2 separate regions of the Homo sapiens genome follow, and region 2 is linked to region 1. A link is a loop called in an ENCODE intact Hi-C map of the cell type or tissue named here. Cell type or tissue: B cell. All regions are shown on one strand. Links, peaks and the distances in the headings refer to the core of each region. The heading gives the core; the rest is flanking DNA. Region 1 has its middle 4.1 kb from the start of PRPH2. Region 2 has its middle 8.5 kb from the start of PEX39.

Region 1 (2,916 bases), core at 277-2,776:
AATGCCCAGCATGCTCACTTTTTAATAATGTTGTTTGTTTTCTTTAGAGTGTAAAGTTTTACAGCCCTTTGGAAGGGCAATTTAGCTATACCTATTACAATTTTCAAAAAAAAATTTTAGCGACGGAGTCTTGCTGTGTTGCCTAGGTTAGTCTCAAACTCCTTGGGCTCAAGCAATCCTTCTGCCTCAACCTCCCAAATTGCTGAGATTACAGGTGTGAGCCACCTCACCCACCCTAAAATTTAAAATGCATTAAAATTCCCAAAGATCCAATAATCTTACTTCTCAGAACAGCCTGTGCATAAGTACAAGGGCTTTTAAGAACAAACCAAGGCCATGTGTGGTGGTTCATGCCTGTAATTCCAGCACTTTGGGAGGCCAAGGCAAGTGGACCACTTGAAGTCAGGAGTTCAAGACAAGCCTGGCCAACATGGTGAAGCCCCATCTCTACTAAAAATACAAAAAAAAAAAAAATAGCTGGGCATGGTGGCAGGCACCTGTAACCCCAGCTATACTCCCAGAGGCTGGCTGAGGCATAAGAACCACTTGAACCCAGGAAGCAGAGGTTGCAGTGAGCTGAGATCACACCACTGTACTCCAGCCTGGGCGACAGAGCAAGACTCCATCTCAAAAAAAAAAAAAAAGAACAAACCAATCTTGTCATCAAATTCCTGTCCACCTAATACCAAAAAGGGTTTCATGATTAGAATATGAAGCCTGTGAGCTCTTGGTGGCAAGTGGGTCAAAACTCTAATCCAGAATCTCCTTTCTTCCCTTATGTGCATTGATTCCCCTACACTAGACTCACTACCCACACACTCCTCTTCAAGGTCTCCAAATCATTATGTAAATCAGAGGAATAGTCTCCACAGGCAGAGGAGGTGTAAGAACTAAGCAACAAGACATGAGTTTTCCCATCCAACAATCACCTTGGAAAACAAAGCACTTATTCCATTGCTCAGCTCAAGTCTGGACTCCAAATGGGAGTGATTTCAAAAGCCAGGTCCTGAGCCATATGGGGAAACATTCTTGTTATACTATAGTCACACAGCATTTTGGGTCAAAAACAATATTACCCAAAGTGATCACTCTTCTAACAGCCAGTGTTGGCTTATAATAGCTTTGGATTATGAAAGGATTTCAACTCTTTATCATCAAGGACATTGAAAAGAATTGCTGCCACTTTTGAAGTTGTTTCCTTTTGTTTTGCTTTTTCCAAAAGAGGATGTTCAGACAACCAGAGGACTCATACCTCCTACAAAAAGTAAAATAAAAATTGGAAGACAATTGTCCTGCAGGAAATAGGATGTAGATGACTGTGACGCTATCACAGAGAGCCTCTTAGAAGCACACGTGCAGACAAGAGAAAATCAGAGGGAAGAAGAGGAAGAAAGATTTAATGTAGAAACCAGAAACAAAAATTTAAAAATAGCTCTACAAGGGTAACCCGATTAGTCAGGCACCTCTTTCTCCTCAAATGACCTTGAGGTTGTAAATACGACGAGGAGGGCGGTGCTGAGCCCATAGCAAGTCTGTGGATGCCCCCTGGTGGCCCTAAATAGAATGGCTTCAATGGATGGAAATTTAACGTGCTCGCATCCCCAGCACGTTAAATTACCCAGAAAAGTAAGAGAAAAAGAACAGACACATCAGAAATGTCTCTGGCCAAACCTTTCAAGTACGAATCAAGGCAAGATATGGCGATGAACAAGCAGAGAAAAGTGGACTGCAAAGGAAGCAGTAATTAATCTGTCAGAGAAGGGAGGGCTCCTTCCTGCTTCCGGACCATGTTGGATGTGAGTCTAGATGCGAGACATCTATTATAGAGATAATAGAAGAGGTTAGCGGAACCAAGGATGGTTCACTTTTCTTCTTTAGAAATACCATTAATGCTGATCGTCTTCGCCGCCGCCTGCGTGCTCGCCTTCGCGCCCGGCCCGGCCTCGCCCCGGTCTTCGCCTCCGCCTCGGCCGCAGAGCTTGCCCCCTCCCCACCCGCAGACAATGTCCGAGTCCAAGAACGGCCCCGAGTATGCTTCGTTTTTCGCCGTCATGGCAGCCTCGGCCGCCATGGTCTTCAGCGCCCCGCGCGCTGCCTATGGCACGGTCAAGACCGGTGCCGGCATCGCGGCCATGTCTGTCATGCGGCCGGAGCTGATCATGAAGTCCATCATCCCGGTGGTCACGGCTGGCATCATCGCCATCTATGGCCTGGTGGTGACAGTCCTCATCGCCAGCTCCCCGAATGACGACATCAGCCTCTACAGGAGCTGCCTCCAGCTAGCGCCGGCCTGAGCGTGGGCCTGAGCGGCCTGGCAGCCGGCTTTGCCATAGACATCTTGGGGGACGCCGGTGTGCGAGCCACGGCCCAGCAGCCCCGACTATTCATGGGCATGATCCTGATCCTCATCTTCCCCGAGGTGCTCGGCCTGTACGGTCTCGTCGTTGCCCTCATCCTCTCCACAGAGTAGCCCCTCTCCGAGCCCACCAGCCACCGAATATGATGTAAAAACCACCCCTCCTCATTCCAGAACGAAGAGCCTGACACACACGCACGGGACCGCGGCCCCCAGTAGTTGATCTTGTACATGCGCAGCGCAGCGTCCTAGTGCCGGTTGTCTGTTGCCCTGGCCTTGCCCCCACCCCACCCCCCACGCCGCCCCGTGCCATGGACATCTGGGTCCACTCATCGCCCCTCCAGGCCCCCGGTGCCCCACCCCCTAGAGTGCTCTGTGTATTCGGATGACTTAGAGTTGTCATTTCTCTTCACTGGATGTTTATTTATAAAGATCTGGCCTGTTCCCGCGTCTGCGGAGAGGCCCTGGTCTCCCAGCTGTCTATAACCTTAGCTAGAGTGTGGCCTTGTGGGCTCCTGTTGCTGAGACCTCCTGGATGGAGCTGCCCTCGCCACCGGGCC
Region 2 (2,916 bases), core at 293-2,792, 170 kb after region 1:
ATATTGAGTTTCAATGAGTCGTTCTTTTGGCCTGGTGTAAGCCGCTTTTCCATTGCTGGAACCATCAGTAAACACTGTCAGAGCATTTTCTAAAGGTTTATGTCTAGTAATTTTAGGTAAAATCCAAGTAGTCAATTTTAAAAACTGGAAGATTTTTGTTTTTGGGTAATGATTGTCAATAATTCCCACAAAATCAGCAAGACCAATCTGCCATGCACCAGAATTGATAAAGGCTTGTCTAACCTGTTCCTTGTTTAAAGGAACAATGATTTTATCTGAGTCACTTTCACACAATTTTATTATTCGTAATCTTGCCTGACCAATTAATGTAGCCATTTGATCCAAGTACAATGTAAAAGTCTTAATTGTACTATGAGGAAGGAAGAACCACTCCACAAGATCTGTATTTTGAGCAATAATGCCTGTTGGAGAATGTGCAGTAGCAAAAATCAAAAGTTGGAGTGGGGCTAAGTGATCTATTCTATTTACTTGTGCTGACCGAATTTTTTCTTCAACTAATTCAATTTCTTTAGTTGCTTCTGGAGTTAATGTTCTTTTACTATTCAATTCTGGATCCCCTCTTAAGATAGAGAACAAATTTGACATGGCATAAGTAGAGATGCCTAGAGTTGGCTGAATCCAATTAATATCTCCTAGCAATTTTTGAAAGTCATTTAATGTTTTTAATGTGTCTTTTCTTATTTCTATTTTTTATGGTTTAATTTTCGTTTCCTCCACCTGCATTTCCAAGTAATGGAAAGGAGTAGAGGTTTGAATCTTATCAGATGCTGTCGTCAGTCCTGCGTTTGCAACCTCTGTCTGCAGAAATGTGTAACAGTCAATTAATTTGTCTCTCCTTTCTGTAGCACACAAAATATCATCAACATAATGAATGATATAAGAGTCTGAAAACTGTCTCTAATTGGTTGAAGAGCTTGAGCTACAAAAGTCTGGCAAATAGTTGGACCATTAAGCATTCCCTGAGGCAACACTTTCCACTGAAACCTGGTGGCTGGTTCTTTATTATTTATGGCTGGTATAGTAAAAGCAAATTTTTCAAAATCCTGTTTTGCCAGAGGAACGGTAAAAAAGCAATCCTTCAGATCAATTATAACTAAAGGCCGATCTTTGGGGATCATGACCGGAGAGAGCAACCCAGGTTGGAGAGCCCCCATGGGTTGAATTACAGCATTAACGGCTCTTAAGTCGGTCAGCACGCGCCATCTGCCGGATTTTTTCTGAATTACAAACACAGGAGAATTCCAAGGCGAAAATGAAGGCTCAATATGTCCCTTTTCTAATTGTTCCTTTGCTAATAAGTGTAAAGCCTCCAGCTTTTGTTTTGGTAGCAGCCACTGATTCACCCATACAGGTTTTTTTGTTTTCCAAGTTAATGGAATGGGTTTTGGAGGCTCTACAGTGGCCGCTCTTAAAAAGGATACCCTATTCCTTTTCTTTTTTGAGTTTTTTCAGCCTCAATTGGGACTTTAATGCTGTCTTCATTCTTTCCTAGTCCCTTTTCAGGGAGATATCCCATTTTAGTTATGATTTTTTGACTCGTGGGGCTGTATTGGGGGCTGGGATAGTAATCGCTGCATGCCATTGTTGTAACAAGTCTCGGCCCCATAAATTAATTGGAATAGAAGTGATCATAGGCTGAACTGTACTTTCTTGATCATCAGGTCCTAGACAATGTAAACTCATGGCACTTTGATACACTTCTGAGGCAGTGCCTACGCCGACAAGTCCTGTAACAGGCTTTTGTTTAGGCCAATTTTGGGGCCATTGATTTAAGGCAATGATAGCACCATCACCCAGTATCCACTAATCCTTCAAACTGCTTTCCCTGAATAGTGACTGCACACACGGGTCTATCCTCTGAGACCTGACTAGCCCAATAAGCGGCTTTTCCGGCAGGGTTGGTACTTCCAAACCCTCCTGTTCTTTCCGTTTTGTTTTTCCCAATTTTAATACAAGGCAAAAGCAGTAATTGTGCAATTCTATCACCTGGATTGGCACTCCAGGGAACAGTGGAGCTGATCACTAACTGAATTTCCCCTTTATAATCTGAATCAATTACACCAGTATGAATTTGGACTCCCTTCAAATTTAGACTTGATCTCCCTAAAATAAGGCCTACCGTCCCTTCTGGCAGCGGGCCATATACCCCTGTAGGAATCTTTTGCGGGGGCTCTCCAGGGAGTAAAGAAACCATTTGAGTAGAACACAAATCTACTGCTGCGCTGCCTGCTGTGGCAGGGGACAGCTGTTGTATTGTTGTAATTGGCTGACTCCCTGAAGTGGTGGTATTTCCTGCGGGAGTTTTTGTCCCTGAAAACCCTGAGGAACAAACGGCTGAATCGGAATGCCCCAATTTGTTGCGGGGCCTGAGGCTGGCCCCTCTTCCCATTTCCCCAACAATGGTTGCCCATCTTTATCAAATTTAGAATGACATTGATTAGCCCAATGTTTTCCTTTTCCACATTTTGGACACAGGCCAGGTGGCTCTTTATTTTTTGCCGTTATAGCTTGATTTATTTATATTTATATTTTTCTTTTTTTTGAGACGGAGTCTGGCTCTGTTGCCCAGGCTGGAGTGCAGTGGTGCGATCTCGGCTCACTGCAAGCTCTGCCTCCTGGGTTCATGCCATTCTCCTGCCTCAGCCTCCCGAGTAGCTGGGACTATAGGCACCCGCCACCACGCCTGGCTAATTTTTTGTATTTTTAGTAGAGATGGGGTTTCACCATGTTAGCCAGGATAGTCTCGACCTCCTGACCTTGTGATCTACCAGCCTCGGCCTCCCAAAGTGCTGGGATTACGGGTGTGAGCCACCGTGCCCGGCCAGCTTGATTTATTATATTCTGTTTACTTAAGACTGGGCAACTCCTTTTCGGATGACCGATTTGACCACAATT

Evidence for each region. Peaks named below come from ENCODE experiments on the same cell type or tissue, not always from the same donor. Only the 100,000 strongest peaks of a DNase experiment are listed, where the experiment ranks them.
Region 2: it touches region 1 in a loop (11-fold over the local background); 19 of 110 quality-filtered maps call a loop at or near these places.

The regions. Positions count from the first base shown.
Region 1 is chr6:42,725,231-42,728,146 of GRCh38, forward strand. It overlaps the pseudogene ATP6V0CP3. Among named protein-coding and RNA genes, the nearest start is that of PRPH2, 4.1 kb to the left of the region's middle. RefSeq lists enhancers at 1,302-1,371, 1,612-1,751, 2,252-2,301. In B cell, for the core only: CTCF peaks have their summits at 1,559 (motif pointing left) and 1,765; a DNase peak (open chromatin) is centred at 1,541; H3K4me3 peaks cover 1,416 bases; H3K27ac peaks cover 1,513 bases.
Region 2 is chr6:42,897,841-42,900,756 of GRCh38, forward strand. No RefSeq gene overlaps it. Among named protein-coding and RNA genes, the nearest start is that of PEX39, 8.5 kb to the left of the region's middle. In B cell, for the core only: a CTCF peak has its summit at 1,236 (motif pointing left); a DNase peak (open chromatin) is centred at 1,201.